Regions from separate parts of the Homo sapiens genome. Here region 1 is linked to region 2. Evidence: chromatin loops called from intact Hi-C (ENCODE). Cell type or tissue: mammary epithelial cell. All regions are shown on one strand. Each heading gives the region's core, and the rest is flanking DNA. Links, peaks and the distances in the headings are about the cores only.

Evidence for each region. A loop is a pair of places that touch in the nucleus more often than their neighbours do. Peaks named below come from ENCODE experiments on the same cell type or tissue, not always from the same donor. Only the 100,000 strongest peaks of a DNase experiment are listed, where the experiment ranks them.
Region 1: it touches region 2 in a loop (10-fold over the local background); 9 of 110 quality-filtered maps call a loop at or near these places.

Annotation. Positions count from the first base shown.
Region 1 is chr10:21,529,824-21,539,879 of GRCh38, reverse strand. It overlaps MLLT10 (MLLT10 histone lysine methyltransferase DOT1L cofactor), which reads right to left and starts at 5,648. Exons shown (of 23, transcript NM_001195626.3): 1 at 5,360-5,648; 2 at 5,076-5,235; 3 at 968-1,047. The coding sequence starts at 5,235. RefSeq lists enhancers at 3,161-3,674, 3,938-4,650, 5,366-6,079 and silencers at 4,711-4,800, 4,941-5,280, 5,391-5,460, 5,471-6,000. In mammary epithelial cell, for the core only: a CTCF peak has its summit at 6,122; a DNase peak (open chromatin) is centred at 5,789; H3K4me3 peaks cover 2,584 bases; H3K27ac peaks cover 2,218 bases.
Region 2 is chr10:21,272,954-21,283,009 of GRCh38, reverse strand. It overlaps a transcript of NEBL not described here. Among named protein-coding and RNA genes, the nearest start is that of LINC02643, 95 kb to the left of the region's middle. RefSeq lists enhancers at 1-512, 513-1,191, 4,018-4,137. In mammary epithelial cell, for the core only: a CTCF peak has its summit at 4,109 (motif pointing left); a DNase peak (open chromatin) is centred at 4,079.

The DNA of each region.
Region 1 (10,056 bases), core at 3,300-8,299, 260 kb before region 2:
TCCGCCTCCCAGGTTCACGCCATTCTCCTGCCTCAGCCTCCCAAATAGCTGGGATTATAGGGCGTGCCACCACGCCCAGCTAATGTTTGTAATTTGTTTTTCTTTTTTTTGAGACAGAGTTTCACTCTTATTGCCCAAGCTGGAGTGCAATGGCACCATCTCAGCTCACTGCAACCTCTACCTCCCGGGTTCAAGTAATTCTCCTGCTTCAGCCTCCTAAGTAGCTGGGACTACAGGTGCTTGCCACACCCAGCTAATTTTTGTATTTGTAGTAGAGACGGGGTTTCACCATGTTGGCCAGGGTGGTCTCCATCTTTTGACCTCGAGATACTCCCGCCTCGGCCTCCCAAAGTGCTGGGATTACAGGTGTGAACCACTGCACCCGGCACCTCCTTCATTCTTATAAGAGGTTTAGAAAAGTTCTGAAATAAGGTAACCACCCAAGTTAAAAAAAAAAAAAAAAAAAAGATTTTTATGTTGGTTTGCCAAAGGGACTGAATGCCTGAAATCAGTGAGTGTTCGAAGTTAAACTATACACCCAAAGATGTAGTAAAAGGAATATGATAGTCACTAAAATTATTGGGTTTTTTTCCCATTACACAAAACCTAAGAGAATTATCAATGTAACTTCCTTATGTTTCTATTTCCATTATATTTTAACTATGATTAGCCAGTGTAACCTTCAAACTTCTTCAAGCTTTCTTGATTCTGTAACTAGTTAACAAAGCCCAAATATGACTATGTATTTTTGTTTTCAAAGTATCCAAAATATACTCACTTGATTCCATTTGTTTTTCAGTTTTACAAAATCTGTTTAATACTCCAAGTCAATATTTGGCCTAAATTATCTCTTACATTATGATATTTGAAGAAATGACTGACAACCCCACAAACCACAACAGGAGTGCAGTTCCTAATTTCCTAACCTACTCACTAAAGTTTAATGTTTTTGATAAATAGTCCTTACCACTCTGGCTGCTCTCTCCTGAGATTCACATTTCCTGCAAAACCACGGTCCAGTGGGTACTTGAACAATGCCATAGCAAGCTGTTGAAAAATGAAATGTGTTAAAATGTTAAGATTCGAAGAACTATGGAAAAATCAAATACCCTTTCAAAGCCCTATTAATCCACCTGTCACTATTCAAGTAAACTACCTCTTTACAGAGAAGTAAAACAGTTCACATCCTATTTATCACATATACAGCTTACTTAATTAACAAGTAAAAATTTTAAATGCAACTCTTTTGTGTTACCTCATCTAAATAAATCAAGGCTGGGTGCAATGGTTCATGCCTGTAATCCCAGCATTTTGGGAGGTCGAGTTGGGAGGGCTGCTGGAGCCCAGGAGTTCCAGAACAGTCTAGGCAATACAGTGAGACTCCATCTCCACAAAAAAAAAAAATTTTTTTTAATTAGGCCAGGCGCAGTGGCTCACACCTATAATCCCAGCACTTTGGGAGGCTGAGACAGGCGGATCACCTGAGGTTGGGAGTTCAAGACCAGCCTGACCAACATGAAGAAACCCTGTCCCTACTAAAAATACAAAATTAGCCAGGCGTGGTGGCACATGCCTGTAATCCTACTACTCAGGAGGCTGCGGCAGGAGAATCGCTTGAACCTGGGAGGCAGAGGTTGCAGTGAGGTAAGATCGCACCATTGCACTCCAGCCTGGGCAATAAGAGTGAAACTCCGTCTCAAATTTAAAAAAAAAAAAAAAAAAAAATTAGCTGGGCACGGTGGCATGTGCCTACAGTCCCAGCTACTCAGGAGGCTGACTTGAGCCTGGGAAGTCAAGGCTGCAGTGAGCCATAATCACACCACTGTGCTCCAGCCTGGGCAACAGAGGGAGACCCTATCTCAAAAAAAAAAAGGTATGTTTATTTCTAAATACATAATGATGTGAATGCTCCAAATGATTTAATTATACATCACATATCTAATCACAGTCTTGTTTTAAAATTGGTTTTTAAAGTTAATAATTAGCTCAAAACTGAAAATTTTCTAAAACTCTAAAAACACTAATAACCAAGTAGACTTCTGCATGAGCTTGCTAGGCAGAAATATGAAAATATCTTAAATATTGGAAAGCATTTAAAGAATATAAATTCAGGTCGGACGCGGTGGCTCATGCCTGTAATCCCAGCACTTTGGCAGGCCGAGGCAGGAGGATCACCTGAGGTCAGGAGTTCCAGACCAGCCTGGCCAAGATGGTGAAACCCCATCTCTACTAAAAATTTTTTTAAAAATTAGCTGGGCATGGTGGCAGGTGCCTGTAACCCCAGCTACTTGGGAGGCTGAGGCAGGAGAATCACTTGAACTTGGGTGGCGAAGGTTTCACTGAGCCGAGATCACGCCACTGCACTCCAGCCTGGACAAGAAGAGCAAAACTCCATCTCAAAAAAGAAAAAAAGAAATTAGCCAGGTGTGGTGGTAGTGCCTGTAGTCCCAGCTACTCAGGAGGCTGAGGCAGGAGAATCACATGAACCCGGGAGGTAGAGGCTGCAGTGAGCCGAGATTGCCCCACTGCATTCCAGCCTGGGCGACAGAGGGAGTCTCCGCCTCAAAAAAATATATAAAGAAAGAAAGAATATAAATTCACAAAACAGAGTACTACCCACTGTACAATCACAGCAGAATATAAATTCAGTATAACTTTTTAAAACTCCAAAAGCTAAACTTCCACTTCCAGTTAAACATTTGTAGGACCAGGCAAGGCAGCTCATGCCTGTAATCCCAGCACTTTATGAGGCTAAGGCGGGCAGATCCCTTGAGCTCAAAAGTTCGAGACCAGGCCAGGTGCAATGACTCACACCTGTAATCCCAGCAGTTTGGAAGGCCAAGGCAGGCAGATCACCCTGGGGTCAGGGGTTCAAGACCAGCCTGACCAACATGGAGAAACCCCATCTCTACTAAAAAAAATACAAAAATTAGCAGGGCATGGTGGTCCATGCCTGCAATCCCAGCTACTCGGGAGGCTGAGGTAGGAGAATCACTTGAACCTGGATGCAGAGGTTGCGGTGAGCCGAGATGGCACCATTGCACTCCAGCCTGAGCAACAAGAGCAAAACTCTGTCTCAAAAAAAAAAAAGTCAAGACCAACCTGGGCAACCTGGTGAAATCCCACCTCTACCAAAAATACAAAATTAGCCCGACATGGTTGTCCAGGCCTGTGGTCCCAGCTACTGGGAAGGCTGAAGTGGGAAGATGGCTTGGAAGGTCAAGGCTGCAGTGAGCTGTAATAGCACCCTGCATGCCAGCCTGAGCCACAAAGTGAGACCCTGTCTCAAAAAAACAGAATTTGTAAAATGTGTCTCACTATAAATGCTCTATCCGTCAAAAAACACAGCATAGGTGTCCAAAACACAGCATCATTGCCCAAAAACTTTATTCAGGTGTACTTCTAGGAAGGAAAATTTAAGATTTGAATAAAAATTTTCTATATTGGGACATAGAAATTATCAAATTTTGATAGTTTATCATCCAATTCATAAGAAATTCCAATTCATAAGAAATTCATTGGCCTTCAAAATGCCAATGAACATGGGATGACCTTAAAATCAGTATCTGGTTTGACACGCATTGTATTCACTCCCTAAAAAAGCAAGACATGCAACTTGGCTCTTCTTTAAAAGTCTAGGGCCAGGCGCAGTGGCTGACGCCGGTAATCCCAGCACTTTGGGAGGCCGAGGCAAGAGGATCACCTGAGGTCAGGAATTTGAGACCAGCCTGGCCAACATGGCGAAACCCCGTCTCTACTAAAAAATACAAATTAGCCGGTGTGCTAGGGTGTGCTTGTTATCCCAGCTACTCAAGAAGCTGAGGCAGGAGAATCAATCGCTTGAACCCAGGAGGCAGAGGTTGCAGTAAGCTGAGATGGCACCACTGCACTACAGCCTGGGTGACAGAGCAAGACTCCGTCTCAACAAAATAAAAAGTAAAAAAATAAAAGTCTGGGAATAAACAGCATTCTCAGAGTAAGTACACTACCTCAGAATCATCACCACTGCTTCTAAAGTCTCCCTTTCCAAGTGTGACATTCGTTTCTCTACAAAATGCACTTTAGCAGATGTTCAAATTTTCGTCTCCCTTTTGGTGGTAGTCCTTTCCAACAGACTACTAAAAACATATGCATCGCTTAATGCCAGATTCAGAAATGCGAAGGGACATGGAGCCACCAAAAAAGAATATAGACTGTTTTGTCCTGGATTCCTTACCACGTGAAATGGGGAAAAGTCGGCCACTTCAAAGGCCAGAAAAGTATCTTACTAGTGTCCTCGGCCTTCTTGTATATCCAAAAACCTCATCAATTGTTAACAACCAGAAATAAACTAAGAGGCTCCCCAAAAGTGACTTGGCACCGCCACCTCTTCAGCCACCTAGGCTGGTGGTGGCCTGCCGCGGCCACCCCACAGGCGCTGCAGCAGCCCCGCCACTCCCGCATGGTCAGCAACGGACTCCGCCATCTCCTCCGCAGACAGCTACCGGGCGGCGGCGGCAGGGCCCGAGCCTTCTGGCTCGGGGTGCAACGGGCCCCGCATCCCTCCCCATCTAAAGAGGCAAGGCGACCCCCAGCCTCCCCACACTGGCGCCGCGTTCCCGAGCCCGTCTCCACGCCACAGGAAGTCTCCAAACACTGCGGCAGACAGGCGGCTGCAGGCCAGGGGAGAAGAGGGCGCTCCACTCTCCCAAACCCACCCCCGTGGCCCCGGGAACCCCGGGAAGGGCGCGCACCGCCCCCGCCCCCGCCCCCGCCCCCACCCCGGCCCAGATCTCGAGGGCGCGGCCGCCGCCCTGCCCCGCCCCGCCCCGCCGAGTCAGCAGACCCCGGCCCCAGGCGCAGGCGGCGGCCGAATGACACTTGAGAGAGTGAGAGCGGAATCACATGACAGTCCGGGCCACACGCACTTTCTCCCACATGCGCGGCCCACACCCCCCGCGCCCCGCCGCGGACCCTCCGCGTCCCTCCCGCGGCCGCGGCACGGGGCGGGGGCGCCGGCGGTTGCGGCCCAGGTGGGGGCGGCGGTGACCGTTGGGCGCAGGCCGGCGCGCCCCGGCGGGCGGTTGGGTGTTTACCTTGATGCACCGCGACGCTGCAGCCGTGCCCGTCGCAATAAACCAGCGGGTTCTCGGCCCAGCCTCTCTCGTCTGAGCAAACGCAACAGCCTCCAATCATCTCCTTCATACTATGGGAGACCTCGTCCTCCAGTGACACGGGCCGGTCGCTAGAGACCATCTAAGAGGGAGTTGGGGGGACCATTAAAAAACACATGCAAGCCGATTAGTGCTTCCCCCCCACACAGCCCCCCGAGCCCGCCCCGGCGCCCCCCGCCCGGCCCGGCAGCCCACCGCTCGCTCACTCGGGCTTTGCCGCTCAGTCACTCACGTTCCGCACAGGAGTCAGGAGCCATGTCCTTGCTGATTCCCCCCACCTCCCCTCCACCGCCTCCTCCGCCTCCTCCTCCTCCTCAGCGTCTTCCCTCCCCACCTCCACCCGGCCGCTAACGCGGGCGCCCGGAGAGGGCACACATAATCAAGAGGGCCTCCGCACAGGCGCACTGGGGGGAGGGGGGGCTCCCGCTGGGCCAGGGGCAGCGAGGGAGGGGAAGGGGGCTGCGCTTCCTCCTCGGAGCGTCACTTGGCGTGCGCGCCCGTCCTGCGGCCGGCGTGAGGGAGGAGGCCTGGGCGAGGCTAGCCCTGCGTGCGCGCTGCCGCGGCCTGTTGGCTGCCCCCGGCCTACCTCCGGGGCCCCGTCCCCCTCCCCCGCGCCGCTCGCCGCCGCCGAGGTGTGCTGGGGGTGGGCGCGAGGGGAGCCGGCGGCGCGCGGAGGCCGGAATGAACGGGCGCGGGGGCGCGCACGCGGGGGCGGGGACGTTAGGGCCGCCCTCTGCAGCGCTGGTGGCGCGGGCCGCGTGTGAGCGTCGGGAAGAGGCCTGGGAGGTGGCGGGGGAGGTGGACGCCCAGGGCTGGGAAGGGGTTTTCTCAGAATCGCCAGAGGGGAGTCCCCGGGGGCATCATCTCCGTGCCCTGGGAACCTACCTGCTGGCCTTTTCCTCCAAGACTGGCCCGTGGAAAACGAGGGTGGGGCGAGTGTGCCAGCTTCCATGAAGGGTGTAATGAAGCATGGCTTCCTGCAGTTGGCCGCGCTAACTTCACAGTGCTGCCGCAGCCACTCCACCCATTAAATTCACGTCCTGGACTCTTCCCAAAGTTCACCCGCTGGAAGTCCTACCAAATCTGCCGCCCATTTTCGCACTACGTGGGCCCCAATGACAAACGAAAGTGTATTCCAGGCTGAAGGTCAAAAGCCTGTGTTAGGGCTGCACTCGGAGAGGGAACGCCAAGGCGCCCCTCAGCTCGGTGTGCAGGACAAATGGTGGTTTATCCGGAATTAGCAATATAATACGATGATCCGGAAAATGCAGTTGTATTACACCAAAAGGAAGAAGGAACTCTAGCCCTCCTAGTCAGTCGCTAAAACATAATTAACGCCATCAGACAGTGGCGTCCAGTTTTGATGGAGGATTCCTCTGATCCGGGTCTTTTCTCCAAATTTATACTTGGAAATGTGAGGTCATTTAAAAGTGGCAGAAAGATGAGAGCTCCCACCTCACAAACAAATGGAAAATGGATTAGGCCTATCTGCATAGATTAATTAGCTGGATGCTGAGCACTTTTAAACTAAAATCTTCCACTGTCTGCCTATTCCTTATGCATCCGTAAAGCCCAATATTGATGTTTAAGCAAAAAATGTCTAATTAGAAAAGTTTCGCATGAAATCAGAATTATGCATAGATTGTTTAAATGACAAGCCCAGTTAAAAGGCGAATTCATGACTTTTGATTAATACCTTGCAGGTACAAAATGGTTCTTTATCAGCAATTCGCATTATAAATGTGCTGATCTGGAAGATGCACTTTCACAGTGCTAAAGCATAGAGAACCCAAGTTCTCCTAGTCGGTCGCCAAAAGATAATATAATGGTTTGGGCTTTAAAAGCCTTCTAAATGTTCTTCTGATAAAGGGGGGTTAGAAAAGGTATCATGGCTGTTTTTCTATTTCAAATTAATTGCTAGAAATCTGTGTAAGAGTGATAATAGGTATACAGCACAATGAGAGCATATATAGCAAATTCAGATGTTTTAAAAGCTGAGATATACAAAGTAATGGCAATTAAAATATACACTAAAACAATGAGAATTCACATAGTGCATTTAGAAAAGGTGACTACAAGACTACATAATATGAATTCTTTTTTGGGATGTGACAACAATTAATACATTTCTGGATATATAATAATTATATTTTTTAACTACCTTAAAAATTTATGAAACTAAAACGGGCTTCAAACAAAACTATACTGTCTTGTGTATCTTAACCATATATTTTATCTTCACCCTTATACAAAGGATACCAGCTCAATATCCAAGTCCTGTTCAGACTCTTACTATAGAGCAATTCTGAGTTAAAAATCAGTGTGAAACTTCCCCTCCCAAACACTGCAGCCAAGCCTTAATGCATTAAATTATTTAAAAACACATTTGTTTTATTTTTAATGCATTGGAGCTTAGTTCTTGTGAAGGAATTAATTTGTATGTAAAGAAGGATGGGTACCTTGCCCTATTCTTTAACACTTAAAACAAATGTAAGTAAACACTTGCTATTTCCTAAACAAAACAAAAAAAATGTATCATTTGTAAGAGGTTTCAGAAATTTTTAAAAATAGGGAAAATGTATTATTTCATAACAGCCTGTATATAAACAATAGTATCTGAAACAAATTTTGTTAAAGATGTATACATAAGTGTTCACAAAATATAATTCAAATTATTTAAAACTGATTTTAACATATGTTGAGTATGAAAATTATAAGAAAAAACATGAGTGTAAATAACTCATTTTCATTTTAACTTGTACCAGATATCAAACTTTTTCTTGTATATCTGAAGTATAATATTTTGTATATTTCTATAAAATGTTAAGTGAAAAGGAAGAAAAGCAGACAGTATAAAACAGTAAAACAGTTCAAATACACAATTAATTATTCATTCAGTAAATATTTATTCAACATTTACTGTGTACTGGGGACTGTTTTGGATATGGGGAATATAGCAGTGAGAAAGTTGTATTTGTCCTTTGTGAGACATATATATATATATATATATATATATATATATATAGTCATATATGTAACAATTGGCTGAATATGCTAATTTTCCTACCTCAAAATGGATAAAACTTGTAATTACATTGGCAGAATTGTTAAAGTTCAAGTATGCTTTTTAAAATACATAGCAATATAAAAATAAATTACCATAGGAGTTATAAAATAACTTTGTGAAAAAGAACAATTTCAACTGTAAAATGTTACCCTAAATTTTTATTTTATATTCTCAAAATATCCTTCAAAAAAGTGTATGTAGTACCTCTAGAATAAAATGAAACCCTGTTGTCTCTAAACATTGCTTCACATAACAGCAGCTAACTCAGTACTAGCTCATCTGTTTCTCCAAACTAATCATCTGAGGCAAACCACAAAAAACTCAAGTAAAGTATTTTATGATGTAACCTCTAACCCTACTATAATGGGAAGATGTATTTTCGCTCTATGGGTAATATATCTTCCAATAATTTTCTTTATTCTTTAAGGTAGGCACCAAATTTCTGTATTTGCTTTTCCATAATTATTTACATAAGTAGATATTATGAAAGAAATATTTAAAACCATATTCATTTCAGAGGTTAGTACTATTCATATTTATCTCCTTTGTAAATTAAAGTTTTATTTGCCTTCTGTTTGCGCATATTATATTTAGTCTATTGTACCCATTGTCAAGGTATATATAAATTTCTACAATGGGGTATAGAAACTGAGGTCTATTTCTACATCCATGTGAGGTATACTTCTATAATGCTGAGACTAGATACACTTTCCTGAACTCAGATTCTTGACTTCCATAGTGTGTAAAATTCTATATTGGCTCTTCGACTAAGTTTTTTAAGCAAAAAGCAATTAGAATTCCTGCATCTGCTAAACCTCATTGGAGTCTATCAACTTCTTTCTAAATAAATTAGTTGAAAAACTCAAAAAGACACTCTCTTATGATCTGTGCAGACTTTCAGATATATCCTCTTTTACATAGAGGAATCTCTGTTTTTTGTTTTGCTCATTTGGTACCCAAGAGTTTTTACCTTTTTCATTAAAAGTTTATTATGAGCCATATATTTATGCTAGTATGATTAAAATACTGAAGTGTTTCTGAAACTAGCTTTGTTATTAATATGTCACCATAAATGAGTATCGTGTCTTTATAGATACAAAACCACCATGGCACCTATATCATGGAGTACTATTCGAAATTTCATATAAAAATATTCTTTGCAATTATGTTTTGAATTGAGATTCTGTTAATGGCTTTTTCAAAAATCTATTTAATGAAACTTGTTAATCTTACTAGGTGATTATTTTTTACTCACCATCACACCTAGCAAGTGTCTTGCACATAGTAGGTCTAGAGTAAATGTTTGTTTAATGTCCTCAATTGGTGTTTAAAAGCTAATTACACTCTGAGCTTTATTCTTCAAAGTAAAGCAAGATTTTATTTTGTATGTACAATTGAACTAATATTTGTAAGTAATGATTAACAAAAATTTTCAGGTGAATTGATTTATCTGAAGATTTTCAATAGTTGAAATTAATATCAGTTTTTATTTACCAGGTAGTTTAGACTTGACTATTCTAAATAGCCCTCAAATGTTTACCACCTTTTCATGTAACAGTCATCATTTTATTACAAAACAATCTCCAACTTAGAATCAATTATAATTAATATTGTTTTTAGATACACTTTAATTTTCTGAAAGTTTGGTAGATAATTCTGAAATTTAAATTTTGTGTAATCTAAATAAAAATCTTTTTAAGAATCGAGGTCTAATATTTGAAAGGTTTGGTTTGGTTAATCGTGTTTGGCCTCGGAGCTATTTCTTTTGCTATAAAATTGATATCAAATGGCTGTATTTACATTTTTTGAGTAAAACAGCATGCAATTATCAATATA
Region 2 (10,056 bases), core at 1,804-6,803:
TGCATGCCACCATGCCTGGCTAATTTTTTAAAATTTTTTGTATTTTCAGTAGAGAAGGGGTTTCACCATGTTGGCCAGGCTGGTCTCGAACTCTTAACCTCAGGTGATCTGCCTGCCTCGGCCTCCCAAAGTGCTGGGATTACAGGCGTGAGCCACTGCGCCCTGCCTATTGCAACCTTTTTTTAATCAGCAATATCTTTATGACCTGTATCTTGTGGTGACCCTTTATGTCATCCTGTGACTTAGAATGCCTTAACTGTCTGGGAATGCAGCCCAGTAGGTCTCAGCCTCATTTTACCCAGCTCCTATTCAACATGGAGTTGCTCAGAGGTTCACACGCCTCTGACAATATGACCTGTTGTAAAATGGTCTTTCTTCAGCCTCTAGTTCCTCACTGCACAGTCCCTATTAATTCAATATATGGCTTTGTTCCTCAGGCTCCAGCTGAACTTTCTGTCATCAATGCTTCTTTTTGCTTCTTCTTCTTTTTTTTCCCCCCTGCCTTTGGCCTTAACTTCTTGATCTGGTGGCAAAGGTATGACTTCGTCCTTCCTGGGAGCTCTTTCCTTGGCATCATTCCCTGACACTATGGTAGCCGTCCCTCCCTTTTGCCTCTGTGACCAAAGCTTGGTTTTGTTTGTTTGCACCTTTCCTTAGGTTTGTGCTCCCTACGGAGCCTCTTGCATTGTAGGTACTAATAAATATTTGTAATGAAGGAATTCCCCAAGGCCTGGATTGCTGCTCTCTACCCCCGCAGAGAGCTCATCCATTCACAGCAGTCACCGGCTGGGCAGAGGCTCCTAAATCTACATATTCACTTCTGACCTGTCACTGGAATTCCTCTTCCATTGTTGCAGATGTTTACTGATCTCTTTGGCTAACTGTCTTGCTAGCACCTCATTTTCAACCTCTCCCTTCAAAAGTCTCACATACGCACAAATCCCACACTTGCATCTATAGGAATGGGAAGAAATTGGTAGGCTGGAGGAATGGTTGTGGGACAGAAGGAGGGAAACTTTTAAAACAATTGCATCTTTTGTTTGTTGTACCTTCACGTGTATTACTTAAAAAGAAAGGAATTTATTTTTCAAAAGGAAAAGTTACATGACATTCTGGAAAAGGCAAAACTATGGATACAGTAAGAAGACTGTTGGTGACTAGGGGCTTGAAGGGACGGAGGGATGAGAAGGGGGAGGACAGAGGACTTTTAGGGCAGTGAAATTATCCTGTAGGTTCCTTTAAATGGGGGATGTGCATCATTATGCATTTTTCCAAATCCATAGAATGCACAACACAGACAGAACCCCCAAAGTAAACTATGGACTCCAGGTGATCGTGATATGTTAACGTAGGTTTATGTAGGTAACAAATGTCCCACACTGGTGTGGGATGTCAGGATGTGGATGGTGGGGAGGATGAATGTGTGTTTGGGGAGGGGCTGTGCGGGAACTCTGCACATTTTACCCCATTTCATGTCAACCTAAAATGGCTCTAAAAATGTCTATTAATTATAAAAAAAAAAAGAAAGAAAGAAAAGGAAAGACAAGCAGCAGAGAGTGGTGGTGTGTACCTGTAATCCCAGCGAGTTGGGAGGCTGAGGCAGGAGGATTACTTGAGGCAAGGAGTTTGAGACCAGCCTGGGCAATATAGCAAGATCCCTTCTCTCTAAAAACACACACACAAAAAACCCCAAAACCAAAAAACAAGGGCTTGCACTGGGCCAGAATGCTTGGTATTTTGTGCTGGAAGCTCACTATATTTACACTAATTAGAGTCAGTGCAGACAAACTGATTATTCATAAAAGGAGGAAGTAGTTCACTCACTCAGGCTGGATTCACTAGATCCCTGTTGACAGCTCAGGCCTCCAGGTCTGGTGAATCCCAGGCATTTTGTCTTTCCTTTGGAAGAGCATTTGTGCTTGACCTCTGCCATGACTCTGTGGGTTGGGCCTCCTTTAGCTCATCCCTGGAATACTCTAACAGTCTTCTAAATATTTGAACATATCTGCCTATTTCTCTACCATCCTATACAATATCATCAGATTAAGATGCATTTCTTCCTGTTACTTCTCACCTTAAAAAATCTACAATGCTTGGCTGGGTGAGGTGGCTCACGCCTGTAATCACAGCACTTTGGGAAGACGATGTGGGCAGATCACCTGAGGTCAGGAGTTTGAGACCAGCCTGGCCAACATGGTGAGACCCTGTCTCTACTAAAAATACAACAATTAGCCATGCGCGATGGTGTGTGCCTGTAATCCCACCTACTCGGGAGGCTGAGGCAGGAGAATCGCTTGAACCTGGGAGGTGGAGGTTACAGTGAGCAGTGAGCTAGGATTGCACCACTGCACTCCAGCCTGGGCAATAGGCAAAAAAAAAAAAAAAAAAAAGGAAAAAGAAAAACCAAAAATACCTACAATGCCCCTTACATGAAGTCTTGGCTCTTTCTTGACTCTGGGGGACCCCTGTTCACCATCCACACCTCCTAGGCCACTGTCTTTTTCAGTCACCCCCAATACAACCTCCCACCTTCCTATCTGCCTTTTGTATCTCTCTGGGCTGGCATGCCTAGAATCTTTCTCCCCATTCATTGCTCTTTGCCCGAAATCCAACTCCTAAAGGGACTTACAATTCTTTTGTTCTACTGCCTAGGGCAGTGGTATAAACTCATACATTTAACAGCTTGATTTTTTTTGGTTGGGTATGTATGGGAGCATATGGGTGATCCATTTCACATGTAGAAATGAGAATTGCACCCCTGGAAGAGATGGTCATGTGACTTCGGCCCATGTGTTCTGGAACCCATGCTGGTTCCATTTTGCTATAGGGGCATCACGGGGATTTATGCTTGGACTGGAACGAACCGTGGAAAGACCCCAGGTGACCCTAATCTGCAAGATCCACTTGGGTTCTAGGCAGCCTCAATCAGAAGATTATTTCAAAACTGGCTTTTTTTTAGGGTCTTTAGGGGACTTTTTGGCTTCTCTTAAGCGGCAGAGAAGCTTTAGAGTTTGGGCAATAAAGTATAAAATTAACCTCTGGGTTTTGGTCCATTTCTGTTTCTAAGAAGTAGATCTGATACTTCCCTTGTCAGCTTTTATAACTCTTGCAAAGCTCAAGAGAGACAAGAATACCAATGAATCATATGAACCAGGTGGCAGCAAATGATGGCCCGTGGGACACATTTAGCCTGCTGCTTGTTTTTGTACAGCCCACAAACTAAGAATGGTTTTTACTTTTTTTTTTTTTTTTTATATGGATTCTGGCTCTGTCACCCAGACTGGAGTGCAATGATGCGATCTTGGCTCACTGCAGCCTCTGCCTCCCAGGTTCAAGTGATTCTCATGTCTCAGCCTCCTGAGTAGCTGGGATTACAGGTGCCTGCCACCATGCCCAGCTAATTTTTTGTATTTTTAGGTTTTGCCATGTTGGCCAGGCTGGTCTCGAACTCATGACCTCCAGTGATCCGCCCTTCTTGGCCTCCCAAACTGCTGAGATTACAGGCATGAACCACTGTGCCTGGCCTATATTTTTAAAGTGTTGAAACAAAAAATAGGCCAGGCATGGTGGCCTGTAATCCCAGTGCTTTAGTAGGCTGAGGCGGGAGGATTGCTTGAGGCCAGAAGTTAGAGGTTACAGTGAGCTACTCATGCCACTGCACTCCACCCTAGGCAACAGAGGGAGCAGAGGGAGACTGTCTAAAAAAAAAAAAAAAAAAAATTGAAAAAATAAAAAGATGGCTATTTTTGTGACATGTGAACATTATATGAAATTCAAATCTTGGCATCCATAAATAAAGTTTTATTGGAATGCAGCCAGGCTGGTTGGTTTACTTACTGCCTATAGCTGCTTTTGTTCTTCCATGTCAGAGTTGAGGCTATGCAACAGAGACGGTATGATGTGTAGAGCCTAAATAGTAAATATCCAGCCCACACAGAGAAATTCTGCCCGCCTCTGTAAGGCACAGTACACACATAAGACATGCTTGTTGTAGCTGTGATCTTTCTTCATGGCGCTGGGGCTATGAACTATCTAATTGCTAAGATTCTGGAGGTGCAGGGCCTCAGGGAGGTGCCATGCACATACAATACAAGGGGTATAGCGCCCCCTGGAGGCAACGTTGGATTTGAAGCAGCCAGTGTGGTGGACAGGCCTTGCGGGGAGTGAGGAGGCCTGATTCTAACCTTGGCCCTGCAGAGAACTCCCTGGCTATGTAACTCAGGGGCAGATCTCACCGAACTTCTCTGGGCCTCAAATCCACATCTGTAAAAGGAAGGGGTTGTACTCTCAATGGTTCTAAAACTCCTTCTCTTCCTCTGTCCCTTCCTTTCTGCATTCTTCTTGGCAGAATCCTTTCCTCAAATCAGTGCTCCGATAGACCCCTAATACAGTAAACAGCTGAAGGTGGAGAGTCTCTGTTGGAAGTGGGTCTTGGCCTAAGCCTCCCTCATTGACCCATGATGACTGCACAGAAGAGATTTCCAAACTCCTCCCAGCCCTAGCAGTTATGGGTCCAGGGCCTCATCACTGAGAACAGCCCCACACCAGTTTACTTTTCATTTTTTAGAGTGAGGGTTTTACTCTGTCACCTAGCCTGGAGTGCAGTGGTGCCATCATAGCTCACTGAAGCCTCGACGTCCTGGGCTCAAGTGATCCTCCTGCCTCAGCCTCCTGAGTAGCTGGGATGATAGGTGCACGCCACCACACCTAGCTCATGTTTTTATTTTTATTCTGTAGAGACGGCGTCTTGCTGTGTGGCCAGGCTGGTCTTGAACTCCTGGGCTCAAGCAATTCTCCCGCCTCAGGCTCCCGAGTAGCTGGGACTGCATGTGTGCACCACCATGCCCGGCTCAAATCAGATCTTTGCATGCATGCTTTGAGGCCACATATTCTGGTTCAGTCAACCAGAATGTTCTGTGGTGCTGGCGTTTCCCAATCATCCCTCACATGTTGTTAGTAGTAATAGTAGCAGCTAAAATTTACTGAGCACTTACTGCTTTCCAGATAACTAGGCGAAGCCTCAAGGGGTCTTTTGTCATTGAATATAGACAACAGCTCAATGAAGTAGGTGCTATAATTACTCCCAGTTTACAAACAAGAAGAGGTAGGAGGACTACTTGAGCCCAAGAGTTGGAGGCCAGCCTGCCTAACACCTGCAAGACACCTTGTCTCTTAAAAAAGAAAGAAAGAAAGAAAAAAATGACTTTCATAAAACCAATGGACAAGGTGTTAAAAACAGTCCTGGAAGACTATGTTAACATGGAAAGGCCCAAAGCATTGTGTCAGAAGAATCATTACCTGGGACTGAAATAGAATGCAAGAGGCAGGGAATGACAATTGGTCACAGTAACAGAAGATAATGATTTCTGAGCACTGGGTAGCACCAATGACTAACTGTATGTTCTGTCCCATGCACCCACACAGCAATACATGTTATTGATCCTATCACTATTTCCATTTGACCAATGTGGAAACTGAAGCCTAGAAAGGTTAAGTTTTGGGCCAGGCACAGTGGCTTATGCCTGTAATCCCAGCACTTTGAGAGGCAAAAGTGGGTGGATCACTTGAGGTCAGGAGTTCGAGACCAGCCTGGCCAACATGGGGGAAACCCAGTTTCTACTAAAAATACAAAATTTAGCCAGGAGTGGTGGTGGGCACTCGTAATCCCAGCTACTTGGAAAGCTGAGGCAGGAGAATCGCTTGAACCTAGGAGGTGGAGTTTGCAGTGAGCTGAGATTGTGCCACTGCACTCCAGCCTGGGCGACAGAGCGAGACTCCGTCTCAAAAAAAAAAAAAAAAAAGAAAGAAATATTTGGTGCATTGGCTCCAGACTATATACCTGCAGGCATGAGCAATCGTGTTTTTTTTTGTTTTTGTTTTTGAGACAGGGTCTTCTTCTGTGACTCAGGCTGGAGTACAGTAGTGTCATCATGACTCACTGCAGCCTTGACCTCCTGGGCTCAAGTGAACCTTCTACCTCAGCCTCCCAAGTAGCTGGAACTACAAGTGTGCACCACTATACCTGGCTAATTTTTTTTTTTTTGAGACAGTCTCACTCTATCACCCAGGCTGGAGTACACTGGCATGATCTTGGCTCACTGCAACCTCCGCCTCTCAGGTTCACGTGATTCTCATGCCTCAGCTTCACAAGTAGCTGGGATTACCAGCGCCTGCCATCACTGTTGGCTAATTTTTATATTTTTAGTAGAGATGGGGTTTCCCCATGTTGGCCGGGCTGGTCTCGAACTCTTGGCCTCAAGTGATCTGCCTGCTTTGGCCTCCCAAAGCTCTAGGGTTACAGACATGAGTCATCACTCCTGGCCTCTGGCTAATTTTTGTATATTTTTGTAGAGATGGGGTTTTGACATATTGCTCAGGCTGGTCTCAAACTTCTGAACTCAAGAGATCCATCCACCTCGGCCTCCCAAAGGCTGGGATTATAGGCATGAGCCATCATACTCGAGTGGCAATCAGTTTTGACCAACAAACTACCATATTCTACTTGTGGCTCAGTTTTGGTGAGAAGAGGCTTCTGTGAGGAAGGGGTAGAAGATTATAGGAAGTGTGGGTCTCAAGGCAAGGAACTTGAAAAGCCACACCAGGGCTACACTAGGGGTTGGTGGGTGGAGGGTTGTGGTGGGATGAAGCCCAAGGTGTGGGTTAACCTCACAACAGCAGAGCCTGGACATGTAGAAGAAAAATTCTAGGTTTTTATAAGCACAGAAAGGTGGTAAGTTGGGCTGGGCGTGGTGGCTCACGCCTGTAATCCCAGCTCTTTGGGAGGCTATGGTGGGCAGATCACTAGAGGTCAGGAGTTTGAGACCAGCCTGCCCAACATGGTGGAACGCTGTCTCCACTAAAAATACAAAAAATTAGCCAGGCATGGTTGTGCACACCTGTAGTTTCATCTACTCAGGAGGCTGAGGCATGACAATCGCTTGAACCTAGGAGGCGGAGGTCAGAATGAGTTGAGATCACACCACTGCACTTCAGTCTGGGCAACAGAGTGAGGCTCTGTCTTTAAAAAAAAAAAAAAAAAAAGAAAGGGCTGGCTGTGGTGGCTCACTCCTGTAATCCCAATCCCAGCACTTTGGGAGGCTGAGGCAGGCAGATCGCCTGAGGTCGGGAATTCAAGACCAGCCTGACCAATATGGAGAAACCCCGTCTCTACTAAAAATACAAAAAAAAAAAAAAAAAAAAAATTAGCTGGGTGTGGTGGCACTTGCCTGTAATCCCAGCTACTCGGGAGGCCGAGGCAGGAGAATTGCTTGAACCCAGGAGGCAGAGGTTGCGGTGAGCCAAGATTCCGTCATTGCACTCCAGCCTTGGCAACAAGAGCAAAACTCTGTCTCAAAAAAAAAAAAAAAAAAAAGCTGGTAATGTGATGAGTCTATGTTAGTTCAGGTTTTACAAAAGCAAACAAGACACATGGGTGCAAGTAGGTTTTGCAGAGGTGATCTCAGGAAATATTAGGAGGAGTGAGGACACGAAAAACAGAGAGGAGGAAAACCTGCAAAGTGGGTTTCGTGAGTGGGCACTCTGCACCACTCGGGCTCAGTGAGAGGAACTCTCGGAGACCCCTATTTTGGAGTCATCCCACTTAAGGTCTGGAAGCTGGGGAAACTTGTCCAAATCTAGTGATTGAAGGTTGCTCTGGTAATGTTTTCTGCTGGGGTCAAGCCTGAGACAGAAAACGCCCATAGGAAGAGAGATGCAGAAAGCCAGTGTATTTATTAAAAGCTTAAAATGGCTTAAAACAGCACACATTCATTAGCTTATAGTTTCTGGGAGTCAGGACCTGGGCATGATTTAGTTGAGAGATGCTCTGCTCCAGGGTCGCTCATGAGGCCGCGATAAAGCTGTTGAGCAGGGTGGGGTGGGCATCTCATCTGAAGGCTCAGCTGGGGAAGAATCCACCTCTAAATTCACTTGCATGGTGGTGGGCAGAATTTACAGTTAGCCCTTGAACAACACAGGCGTGAACTTCATGGGTCCACTTACACATGGACTTTCTTCCTCCTCTGCCTTCCCTGAGACAGCAAAACCAACCCCTCCTCCTCTTCCTTCTCCTCAGCCTACTCAATGTGAAGATGATGAGGATGAAGACCTTTATGATGATCCACTTCCACTCAATGAATAGTCAATATATTTTCTTTTTAAATTTTATTTTAAAATAATTAATATTAATAATTTAAATTAAAAAAAGCAAATATTTTTTCCTTATGATTCTTAAATAACATTTTTCTTTTCTCTAGCATACTGTATTGTAAGAATATAGTGTATAGGCTGGGTGTGGTGGCTCAAACTTGTAATCCCAGCACTTTGGGAGGCCAAGTCGGGTGGAACACTTGAGGCCAGGGGTTCGAGACCAGGCTGGCCAACATGATGAAACCCTGTCTCTACTAAAAATGCAAAAATTAGCCAGGAGTGGAGGTGCATTCATGTAATCCCAGCTACTCGGGAGGCTGAGGCACGAGAATTGTTTGAGCCTGGGAAGTGGAGGTTGCAGTGAGCTGAGATCATGCCATTGCACTCCAGCCTGGGCAACAGAGGGAAATTGTGTCTCAAAAATAGATAAATAATACTAACTAACTAAATAAAACGCAGTGTATAATGCATAGAACATAGGAAATATGTGTTAATCGACTATGTGATTGGTAAGGCTTCTTGTCAACAGCAGGACATTAGTAGTTAAGCTTTTGGGAAGTCAAAAGTTATACATGGATTTTTCTGACTCTGTCTGGGGCCATCACCCATAACTCCTGCATTGTTTAAGGGTCCACTGTATTTCCTGCAAGGATGTTGGACTGAGAACCTGGGCTCCTTCTTGGCTGTTGGCTGGATTTTGCCCTCACTTTCTTGTTACTGGGCCTCTCTAAACCGGCACCTTGCTTTCAAAGCAAGAAAATCTTCTCACAAAATGGTAGTTAGAATGTTTTATAACCTACTCATGGAAGTAACATCCCCTCAGCATTGCCATATTCTATTGGTCAGATGCAAGTTACTCAAGGAGATCACAAGGGCCATGAACATTGAAAGATGGGTCTCCTTGGAGCCATCTTAGAGGCTGCCTGGCAGAGCTAGCGTGGGCAGAGGGAATGTGAGCAGGACTTACAGCATCTGCTGCAGGGGTAAGCAAATTCTGGTGAAGGAGAAGGGGTGTTGGTAAGGAAAGGTCAAGGGTAAATTATCTGTGTATAGAGATAAGCTGAGAACCCTGGGAGCCTTTGGTCCCAGACAGTGAGATCCACCCCTCAGCTGGGCAGAGCACTTAGCAACTCCCTGGTTCCTGGGTCTGAGCCCCTGAGGGCAGGACTAGAAGCTGCATCTTAAGGGATGTGCTGCTCTCTGCCAGGCGGTCTTTCTTGTGTTTCCCTGGAGAATCCTCATGGCTGGTCCACAGAGCAACACTTGGCAGAGGCTGTAGGGTGTAGATAGGGAGGGACTGTCCACTTCCTCAGTGTCAACTGAACTGGAAACCACAGCCTCACAAATTGGATCTCAGCCCAAAGGCTGGTCAGTTCTACCAGCCCTGTGATGCTTAGCCCCTCTGTCTAGCTTCAGTGGGAGGAAGTCCCCTAGACTTGGAATACCCTCTGTCCCGCTCCCTCCAGGACTATTAGGAAATTTATTCTTATACAGAAATGAAATCTATTTCCCTGAAGCTCAATTCCCTCTTTCTCTTGGAGACCAGCTCTCCAAGGGAGAAATCTGCTGCTTGGGATCCTTCCTCCTGTTGAAATTTTACAGGTTGGTGCTCAAAGGTATAAATAGTGTCTTAGATGTGGTTGGTTTAGAGCAGATATGAGAGGGGCGAGAGGGAACTCTCACCTCCCCACAAACTGCCCTTCTATTAACCTCCTCCGAGGGCCCACAAGCTCCCAACCCTGTGGCTGTCCAATTTCATCATGTGGAACCTCCAATCAAGTAGATGACTCCAGTTGTCTTTGGTGAGCAGCTGCCAAGTCACATTTCCTCTTTCCTGTACCTAGATTTTTGTTTGTTTGTTTTGGTTGGGGCGGGGTGGCAGAGTAAGAAGGAGCCTTGTCTATTCTG